2 separate regions of the Homo sapiens genome follow, and region 1 is linked to region 2. Evidence: read pairs that join two places in POLR2A ChIA-PET (ENCODE). Cell type or tissue: PC-9. All regions are shown on one strand. Each heading gives the region's core, and the rest is flanking DNA. Links, peaks and the distances in the headings are about the cores only. Region 1 has its middle 56 kb from the start of COPRS. Region 2 has its middle 80 kb from the start of MIR365B.

The links. Peaks named below come from ENCODE experiments on the same cell type or tissue, not always from the same donor. Only the 100,000 strongest peaks of a DNase experiment are listed, where the experiment ranks them.
Region 1: POLR2A ChIA-PET joins it to region 2 with 6 read pairs; 5 of 35 experiments call an interaction of 5 or more read pairs at or near these places.

What each region holds. Positions count from the first base shown.
Region 1 is chr17:31,800,644-31,806,018 of GRCh38, reverse strand. No RefSeq gene overlaps it. Among named protein-coding and RNA genes, the nearest start is that of COPRS, 56 kb to the left of the region's middle. RefSeq lists an enhancer at 3,115-3,409 and a silencer at 4,918-5,111. In PC-9, for the core only: no CTCF peak of the experiment used is centred there; no DNase peak of the experiment used is centred there.
Region 2 is chr17:31,652,634-31,658,008 of GRCh38, reverse strand. No RefSeq gene overlaps it. Among named protein-coding and RNA genes, the nearest start is that of MIR365B, 80 kb to the right of the region's middle. In PC-9, for the core only: no CTCF peak of the experiment used is centred there; a DNase peak (open chromatin) is centred at 2,848; H3K27ac peaks cover 569 bases.

The DNA of each region.
Region 1 (5,375 bases), core at 154-5,153, 150 kb before region 2:
TTCCACCTTGGCCTCCCAAAGTGTTGGGATTACAGGTGTGAGCTACCACACCTGGCTTCCTGGTTCTGACAATAAAGGACCTATCTTAGGCTGCGGGAAGCATTTTCACCCTGAGAGCAGCCTGATGTTTGAGGTTGTGGCTGTGACTTCTGCAGGTGCCTGCTGAGAGGCAGGGCTCCCCGCTCCTCCTTCTGTCAGTTCCCTGGGGCTTGTATCTACAGCCACAGAGACCACAGCCCTGGCCATTCTCCTGGAAGGCCCATTTACTTCCCTGATACAAAAGTCCCCACACTCCCTCCTCCCTTCCATGCCCCAGTTGGCCCAAGAGCTTATCTCAGCTTAGGTTGGGGCTGCTTCACTTGGCTGCCCATTCACTAATGCCCTGGCTGCATGCCTGACCACTTAAGTCAGACCAGGAGCTAACAAGGTGCAGCCCGGCCAGGCGAGGTGGCTCACGCCTGTAATCCCAGCATTTTGGGAGGCCAAGGTGGGCGGATCACGAGGTCAGGAGATCGAGAGCATCCTGGCTAACAAGGTGAAACCCCGTCTCTACTAAAAATACAAAAAATTAGCCGGGCGTGGTGGCAGGCGTCTGTAGTCCCAGCTACTCCGGAGGCTGAGGCAGGAGAATGGCGTGAACTCAGGAGGCGGAGCTTGCAGTGAGCCAAGATCACGCCACTGCACTCTAGCGTGGGCGACAGAGTGAGACTCGGACTCAAAAACAAACAAACAAAACAAGGTGCAGCCCAGGCTGAGAATCGCTGGCTTAGCCAAACCTGTTCCCCTGACGGAAGGAGAAATGAAAGCAGCTCACGCTATAAACATGGCATCAGGCCCATTTCATTGGCGACACCACTGCCCTGAGGACAGGGGGTTCCCGCTCATCTTGTTCCAATCTGCAGTGCCTGCCATAGTTACTTCCATGGAGTAGAGGCACACAGTCTTGTTCTCAGTAAAATAATATTGATTTTTTAATTAAATTAAATTAATTATTTTTGAGATGGAGTTTTGCTCTTGTTGCCCAGGCTGGAGTACAATGGTGAGATCTGGGCTCACCGCAACCTCTACCTCTTGGGTTCAGGTGATTCTCCTGCCTCAGCCTCCCAAGTAGCTGGGATTATGGGCATGCACCACCACAGCCGGCTAATTTTGTATTTTTAGTAGAGACAGGGTTTCACCATGTTGGTCAGGCTGGTCTCGAACTTCCAACCTCAGGTGATCCGCCCAACCTCGGCCTCCCAAGGTGTTGGGATTACAGGCGTGAGCTACCGCATCCAGACTATATTGATTTTTAAAATACAGGTCCACTGTATTTAGTCCTCCTCACACTCCCACCCAAACCTTCAGATGAGCCAAAGGCTTGGAATTTGGGGTTGAAAAAAATAGGATCAAGATCTGTCTTTGATAGCAAATGGCAATGTTCCTTCACTCATATGAGGCTGAGATTTTCCATCTGAAAATGGGAATAGAACTGTTGCTGATTGATTCTCCTTTAGTGGGGGCCTGGAAATGTGCGAAGACTTGACATTCATCAAATCCAATTCTCTCCACAGCCGTGGAATGACTATTTACTTTATTTGCACGTGTTTTTTTCTCATTATAACATCATACTCTAAGGTGGGAGGCCTGTTGCCAGGGCTACCAGATGTAGGGCATTATGCCATTTTAGTTTTTAGTTTTAGCATTTTAGTCCTATGCCTATTTGGTTAAATTTCTCTGTGTTTCAGGCTATTCTAGGCTTCTCACTTTGTGGTCACAAAAAATAAATATGTTGAACTTTCTCTCTTATTTTCTCTGTTTCTTTAGTTTTCTATAGTTTCTTCTGGATCTTTACCTTGAATTTGCTAACTTCACACTCTATTTCTGTTGACTTATTCCGAGAGCCTCCCCTCCCCAAGTATAACAAATGAATTGCTGCTTCTGAGCAATACCGGCACCCAACACCTACCTCCAGGTTGCAGTGAGGAGTAACACATAATGGGTGGAAGCACCAGGCACACTAAATACTCACACAAATGAGCTGTGATTACGTAAACAACAGTCCTCCTGTGTGGTGTGAGCTATGATAGCAGGAAGTACAAAGTACGCTGAAAATGCTCAGTAAACTGAGAAAGGTTAAACAGTGACTGGTCATTACTACTGTGGGTCTGAGGATCCTATGTCTCTGCCTAATGCCTTTATTTACTTATTCACCAACAGTGATTGATATCAGCCATGGCTGTTTGTCACACAGCTGTCCAATGTCTTTTTTTGTTTGTTTGTAGTTAACTTCAAAATTTTCTTCGTGGTAAAACACACATAACAAAATATAGCGTTTTAACCACCCTTTTTTTTTTTTTTTGAGATAGGATCTCACTCTGTCACCCAGGCTGGAGTGCAGTAGTGCGACGACGGCTCAGTGCAGCCTTGACCTCCCTGGTCCCAGGTGATCCTCCTGCCTCAGCCTCGTGAGTAGCTGGAACTACAGGCAGCTGCCACCACACTTCGCTAATTTTTTGTATTTTCTTTTTTTTTTGAGATAGAGTTTTGCTCTGTTGCCCAGGCTGGAGTGCAGTGGCGCGATCTTGGCTCATTGCAACCTCTGCCTTCCAGGTTCAAGCTTTTCTCCCCGAGTTGCTGGGACCACAGGCACGTGCCACCATGCCTGGATACTTTTTTTTTTTTTTTTTTGTATTTTTAGTAGAGACGGGGTTTCACCGTGTTAGCCAGGATGGTCTCGATCTCCTGACCTCGTGATCTGCCCGCCTCAGCCTCCCAAAGTGCTGGGATTACAGGCATGAGCCACCGCACCCCGCCACGCCTGGCTAATTTTTCGTATTTTTAGTAGAGACAGGGTTTCACCATGTTGGCCAGACTGGTCTTGAAGTCCTGACCTCAGGTGATCCACCCGCATTGGCCTCACAAAGTGCTGGGATTACAGGCATAAGCCACCGCGCCCAGCCTAATTTTTTGTAGAGACAGGGGTCACCATGTTGCCCAGGCTGATCTCGAATTCCTGGGCTCAAGCGGGATCCTCCTGCCTCAGCCTCCCAAAGTGCTGGGATTTCAGGAGTGAGCCACCATGCCTGACCTTTCTTAACCATTTTGAAGTGGTATTACATACAGTCACACTGTTTTGCTACCATCACCACCATGAACTTTTCTTAACCTTGAAATGCCCTTTTGAATTGTCTTTCTGTTTCCAGGGAAGTTCCTCTTATGTCTTATGAGGAAGTCAGAACTCAAGTTCCCAGCCTGCCCTGGGTCTGGGACATAGACCTGGGCCAGGCTCCACCAATCAGATGCGTCCATACTGACACTGGTTCAAGTGGGAGCCCCAGGGAGAAACAGGCTGTGGCTGGAGCAGCCATGTTTGCTGGTGTGGATGGCAACAAGGGTGCCCAGCTTTTGGTGGTGACTGCCGGTGGTAGCAAGTTCATGTTCCTGGTGCTGACATGAAATCAGTGCTGGCTACAGTAGTGATTGCAGCAGGACCAGGTTTCTGGCACTTAGGACTTGCCTTCAGTGACAGTTTCCTTATCAAACCATGGGTGTTACTCTCTGAATGTTTCATCTCCAGTCTGCTCTTAAATACATTTCTTTTTTTGCTTAACCAGCTAGGCAGTAAAACCATGCCAGTCCTTTTCATCAGAAGGACTGCTGAGAACAGAGAAACCAGGTTTGTTTAGATCCTCCTGCTGTTGGATGCTGTTGGCAGAGCCACATTGCTCTTGAGCCCTCTTCTAATGAACTTGTCAAGCCCCAGCTCTTTCCTTGTCTCTCCTTGACTTCAGTCCAGATGGGGAGGGCTCTGGGATGCAATTAGCTCCCCCTTATTTTTGGGGTCCTTGGGAGAGAAGTCATTTTCAGAAACTGGTGCCAGGAGAAGGGAGCCCTGGTGCCTGGCCTGTGTGGATGTTGGCTCCTGGTTATTTTCTTCTTCATCCACAGAATGTTTGCGTGGACACAAGGCTTACCATGAGCCACTCGCTTTTCTTTTCTGTTAAAGCTTTCTGCTGGCTTTTCAATATTGTTTCTCTGTTGAGAGGCACATTGGAGGATGGGAGGCAGGTTTTTCTCTTTCTGTTGGGAGGTACCGAGAAAAAACATCATTCAAGATTCCCCAGAGTTCCTTTCTGATCCGTGAGGTCCCGAATACCCTTGTGCCTCAGCTTTCCCTCTGCAGGAGTGGGCTTGGTTTCCAGGTTCATGCATCACATGATTATTGAGCCCCTTTTTTCTGCTAGGATCATTCTGGAGACACAAATATGAGTAACAGGTTTGGCCTTCAGAACTCATAGCCTAGTGGAAGTGGGCAAACAGATCCAAGCCTCAGCTAGTAGCTACTGAAAAAGCTTATTTAATATTCATATTGCCCTTTAAGCCTCATCTTGTTTCTCCTCTCCTCTCTGAGTATTTCTGGGATTCTCTAGAGGATGCTTATGTGTTCAGCTGTTCCGTCCTGGTTGTCACTTGCCACCCCTGCCATCCTAAACAGAATATGTCAGTGGGCATGTCATAGAGCCCAGCTGACCTCTGCCCAGTTGGTCTCTCTCCCACTTCTGCAGATAAATGGAGGAGATGAGTTTCTTTCCCTTTTAGGTGAAAACTTGCAGCCCCAGTCTTGTATATTCTGGGACGACTTCTTCCCAGGATGATCGAGAGTGGGAATGTCTACTCCCCGTATGGGAACACACCCTCCTTGGTGTGTTTTTGCACTCAAAGCACAACATGATTATACCTCAAGACTCAGTGATCCAGCCTCAGTCTCAGCGGCCTCATCTTGAATAGCATCTTGGGGACGTTAATGGTGCGGTCTGGGCAGCACTGCACTGAAGTGTGGCTCAGGTTCTTTCTATAGGCTCTTCTCCAGCTCTTGGTAAAAACTAGGCCTGCCTCAGATTCTCATCTCCTGTGGGTGTTACCTACGTAAGACTATACATTTTCCTAAGTGGAAGAAATTGTTTTCTAGCACAGGACAGTCCAAAGCCATGCCTACTCCAAGAAGCATTTTCTACTTACACAGATAACCTTCCCTGGCACCTTGTGGACTCATTTGGTTCCCAGGAGCCCAGCTGTCTCCACTATCTCCATAGCTACAGGAACATTTGCTTTACATCTTCACAAGAAAGAGTCACACAGAGTGGATTTTTCCTAAAATAAAAGGCTATCTTCTCCCAGGGGTTAATTCAACACTTGTAAAAGAGAGGCCTGCTTGAAGCTTTGAAAATATAGGCTCTTTCTCACTCCTAGACCTATTGAGGTCTGAAGGATCTTGGGAGGAGCTTTTAGTTAGTGTGGTTTTTGTTTGTTTGTTTGTTTTTTTGAGACAGGATCTTGCTCTGTTGCCCAGGCTGGAGTGCAATGGCGCAATCATAGCTCACTGCAGCCTCGAC
Region 2 (5,375 bases), core at 77-5,076:
CTCTGAGTGTGACTTGGTCTGATTGACAGGGCCCGGCTCCCCCTGGCCTGCCCTGACTCTAGAGTGAAGGGTAGCTCCTTGCCTCTCCAAGACCCAGAGCGGGGGGAATTCCTCAAATATAGAAGGGGATCTATATGTTGTATAAAGTCATCTCAAACATTGAATTAACAAATACTGAAGTATTGCTCCTAGGGGGAAATACAGGCTTAGGTCCCACAAGCCTCTGGTCACAACATTTTCATCAACTGGTCAACAGATAACATTGTTTTCTGCATGTTTCCAGTTTTGTTTTGTTTGTTGTTGTTGTTGTTTGAGACAGAATCTCGCTCTGTCACCCAGGCTGCAGTGCAGTGACGCCATCTCGGCTCACTGCAACCTTGGTCTCCCAGGGTTCAAGCACAATTCTCATGCTTCAGCCTCCTGAGTAGCTGGAGCTACAGGTGTACACCACCGTTCCTGGCTAATTTTTGTATTTTTAGTAGAGATGAGGTTTTGTCATGTTGGCCAGGCTGGTCTTGAACTCCTGACCCCAAGTGATCCCCCTGCCTCGGCCTCCCAAAGTGCTGGGATTACAGGCATGAGCCACTGTGCCCAGCTGCATGTTTCTGTTTAGAGACACCTTATAGCAATATATATTGTTGATTCATTAGCATTGAACTCACGGGCTACAGCAGTATACCCCATGACTGAATGGAGCAGATCTCACTCATGCATTTTTCTTTGTAAGGAACGTCAGTGTCTTCCTGTGCTCAGGAATGCTAGACAGCACTTCAGCACCAGGCTTGGGGGTCACCAGCAAAAGGCACAAAAATGCAGAAATCGTGTCACTAAATTGACTGTGAAAAGGTCACTTGCTTGCAGTATGAAAGCTGAGATGAGAAGATGGTGTCACCTTGTTCAAACTCAGCTGGTAATGTCTGTGGCGCGTGACTCAAATATTTTGCCTCTCTTCACATGTCCACGAATGACTGTGAAAGTGCCGCAAGCATCGATTCGAGGGTTGTAAATAAATTCTAGCAGGTAGGCAAATTTGAAAATATGGAATCTGTGAATAACGAGAATTGACTATATCTCTGTCTATATATACACATACACATATATCAATATAACTTTATTATGTATACATTTTCCCTATATATTTCCATGACTATAAGTCATATTACTGTGAGGTTTCTCACCCAATGAGGGTTCCCGCTTTCACAGGCAAGTGGAACATCTACCAGAACAACAACAGCCAATGCAATAATGTCCAGTTAGATTTTTATTTGCACTTATAGCAAGACAATAAGCTGGAGAGCAAGGTGTTGTGGAGAGCAAGGAGTTTTTCTCCGTCCCTTTGGCCTCCGGCCAGAGCAATACATTTGCACAGGTCCCTGCCCTGCCCAGAATGCTTGCTGAGCCCTAAGAGAGGGCCAGGCAAAGTCTCCCACTCTCAGGGACAGAAAACATGCAAAACAGAGAAAAATGTCAAGAATTACCTAGTGGGCTAGGTGCAGTGGCTCACACCTGTAATCCCTGTAATCCTGTAATCAGCACTTTGGGAGGCCAAGGTGGGTGGATCACCTGAGGTCAGGAGTTCGAGACCAGCCTGGCCAACATGGAGAAACCCCGTCTCTACTAAAAATAAAACAATTAGCCAGGAGTGGTGGCGGGTGCCTGTAATCCCAGCTACTCAGGAGGCTGAGGCAGGAGAATCACTTGAACCTAGGAGGCAGAGGTTGCAGTGACCCGAGATAGTGCCACTGCACTCTAGCCTGGGTGACAAGAGTGAAACTCTGTCTCAAAAAAAAAAAAAAAAAAAGGAAAGAAAGAATGACACAGTGAAAGGAAAGAAAAAATGGATTTTGCAGCCAAGAGAAAAAGCCTCTTGTTGAAGGAAATCAGATTACTGAATAAGTGAATGAATAAATGTGCAATTCCAAAAGAGAGTCACTGGAAGTCAGGGAGCTGTCCCCACAGAGGGGCTGACTAGGAAGGGATTGGAAGCCTTGCTCCTCTCCAGGACCATCAGGCCAGAGGCGGGGTGGGGAAGATGGGAGGGTGTGTTGGCTTTGGAGTCTACACAAATATTTCCACTGGGCTTATTAGCTCATTTGGTTGTGACAACAGCTCCTACGAAGTAGGAAAGTCAGCGACCGTTATTCTGATGATTTGACAACTAAATGGGTGTTCAAATTCACCCCAAATCCTGTGGCTAGTAAAATACCCAAGCCAGGACTGAGGATTTTCTTTTTTTCTTTTTTTTTTTTCCCGAGATGGAGTCTTGCTCTGTCACCCAGGCTGGAGTGCAACGGCACGATCTCGGCTCACTGCAACCGCTGCTTCCTGGGTTCAAGTGATTCTCATGCCTCAGCCTCCCCAGTAGCTGGGACTACAGGTGCACCACCACGCCTGGCTAATTTGTTTGTATTTTTAGTAAAGGTGGGGTTTCACCAAGTTGGCCAGGCTGGTCTCGAACTCCTCAAGTCAGGGTTTTTCCGATGCAGCAGGCTGTCTCTTGGTTTAGAAGCAAGGAGGAATACACAGAATTGCGGCATCCATGTAGTATATTTTCCACATATACTATATGATTTCAGAGGCAGTGTGATGATTCCTACTGACCGGCATTCCTATTGACAAGATCGGGAAGCAGGCTCAGAGGGGTGCCGCACCATGCCCAAGAGACCAGTGCCTGTGTTAAGGGCATTCCCAGAAGCTGGGAGAGCCCTCAAGGAGTCCGTGTTCTTCTTGGGTAAAGCTGAGCCAGGGGCACACAGACTGGCTGGATGGCTGGGGAAGAGCAGGCCCTTAGCGCCTACAGTCAGGCTGGTCTGACTGGAAGTGTCACGTCACTCTGCCCTGAAGGCTCTGTGGTTCACCCTGGGTTCTGACACATCCTGCCTGACACCTTGCCCCACTGCAGGGCTTGGTTGGCCAAGCCTGCTGCGCTGAGCTCCGGGACTTATAAGGTGGTACAGTCTGTCACCCCTGGCTGCTGCTGGGCCCTGCTGCTCTTTGCAGTCGCAGCCTGGGAGCCACCGGGGCAAGGACTTTGAGTGCTGTACGGTGTGTGCATGAGTGTGTCCTGATCACACAGTTGCCTCAGCAGGGATTTTTAAAAATCATTGTTCTTAAAAGTCCATGACAGGAGGCTGAGCGCTGTGGCTCACGCCTGTAATCCCAGCACTTTGGGAGGCCGAGGCGGGCGGATCACGAGGTGAGGAGATCGAGACCATCCTGGCTAACATGGTGAAACCCCGTCTCTACTAAAAAATACAAAAAATTAGCCGGGCGCGGTGGCGGGCGCCTGTAGTCCCAGTTACTCGGGAGGCTGAGGCAGGAGAATGGCGTGAACTGGGGAGGCGGAGGTTGCAGTGAGCCGAGATCACGCCACTGCACTCCAGCCTGGGCGAAAGAGCGAGACTCAAGTCTCAAAAAAAAAAAAAAAAAAAAGTCCATGACAGGAACAAACTCATATTGAGCCCCTACTGGGCACCTGGCTTTGGCAACACAAAGACGTGGTCCCTGCCTTCGAGGAGTTTAGTTTCTCGATTGGGAGACTGCTGGCTCAGGGGGTACTTAGAAATGCCTGGGGTATCCAGGATGTCCCAGTGACTGAAGGCACTGCTGAGTGTGAGCGAGTGGGGCCAGGGATGTTAAATACCCCGTAACATGTGGGATACTCCTTCATAACGAAGACACAGCCTGCCTCAGACACCACCAGCACCCTCGCTGAGAAACACTGGCAGGAGATAAGTTTGGTCCTCCAGGTCATCTCTTAGAGAAGTCCAGCATTGTCACCTCAGTTTGCAGATGTAGACCCTGAGGCTCAGGAGTTTAACGTACTAGAACCAAAACTGGCAGTAACAGACTCCAGAGTCCATGTTCTTCCTCGGTCTTCGAGGCTGCTCTTCCAAACCTGCAGGGAAAATGGGGAGATGGCTGTGCCAGCCTCTTCAGGGACTCACTGGGCTGTTGGGTGAACAAGCCTGAGAGAGCCACTCCCCAAACAAACAGAAGAAAGAAGAAAGGGCTTCTGGAAACTTGGGAAGGCTCTGGGATGAAACGGTCTGGGAGAGGCAAGGGGGCAGGCGAAGAGCAGAGGGAGGGAGGAAATGAGGGAAATTGGTGTCTTTGGACAGTTTCCAAGTTTCTCAAAGCGCAGTTCTTAAGGAGTCTTGGTGGAGCTCACTGGGGCAGATGGGAGTCCCTGTAGTCCACCCACCCCGTAACAGCCCATTTCCAAAAGAACAACAGAAAGGATCAGATTTTGTTCCACACTGACCCCTCTCCTAGGGAGCCTTGGAGAACCGCTGCCTTAACGATTTTGGCTGCTGTTCCTGGTTCCAGGATACGGAGAGGGGAGAGGGGAGAGTGGAAGGGCCGCCAACCCCTGCTCCACTGAGCGGCCCTGTCCTGGGAGGACTAGCACATCTCCCTCCGGGTGCCCTGGCTTCCCCCAGAGCATAAATATGAATAGCACGTAAAAGCACTGTTTTAGTCCAGTAGGGTTGGGGAGCTTACAAACAACAAAAATTTATTTCTCACAGTTCTGGAGGCTAGGGAGTTTAAGACCTGGCGCCTATTTCATAGATGGCAACTTTTAGCTGTGTTCTCACATGGTGGAAGGGGTGAGGGGTCTCTTGATATAATTTGGATGTTTTTCTACTGCAAATCGCATGTTGAAATGTGAAAGCTAGTGTTGGAGGTGGGGGCTCAGGGAAGGTGTTTGGGTCATTCCCTCATGAATGGCTTGGTGCCCTCTCCTTGGTGATGAATGAGTTCCCACTGTTCACACGAGAACTCGTTATTTAAAGGAGCCTGGCACCTTCTTCTCCTCTCTCTCTCTCTCTCCCCCCACCCCCTTGCCCTTTCTCTTGCCATGTGACACACCTGCTCCCCCTCCACCTTCCTCCATGAGAAAAAGCTTCCTGAGGCCTCACCAGGAGCTGAGTGGTGTTGGTGCCATGCTTGTACAGCCTGCAGAGCTGCGACCCAAATAAACCTGTTTTCTTTGAAAATTACCCAGCCTCAGGTCTTCCTTTATAGCAACACAAAATGGACTAACACATCCCCTTTATGAGGACTCTCATCTCATGACCTAATCACCTTCTAGAGGCTCCCCCTCCTAATACCATCATCTAGGGAGTCAGCATTTCAACAAATTTTGGGGAGACACAAACATCAGATCACAGAAAGTACTTAGGTTGAAGACCTTGAACCTTATCCACCCCCCAGACTTTGCATCAAACAGTGTGTTCTGAGTGGAGCTGCCTCCCTGTGGGACTGATGGAAGTATAGAATGCAGTGGACACACACTGTGATGAAAATGAGGCTCCAGGACCCGCCATTATGAGCTGTGTGACATTGGGCAGAGGATGGAGGTTCATTCTTTC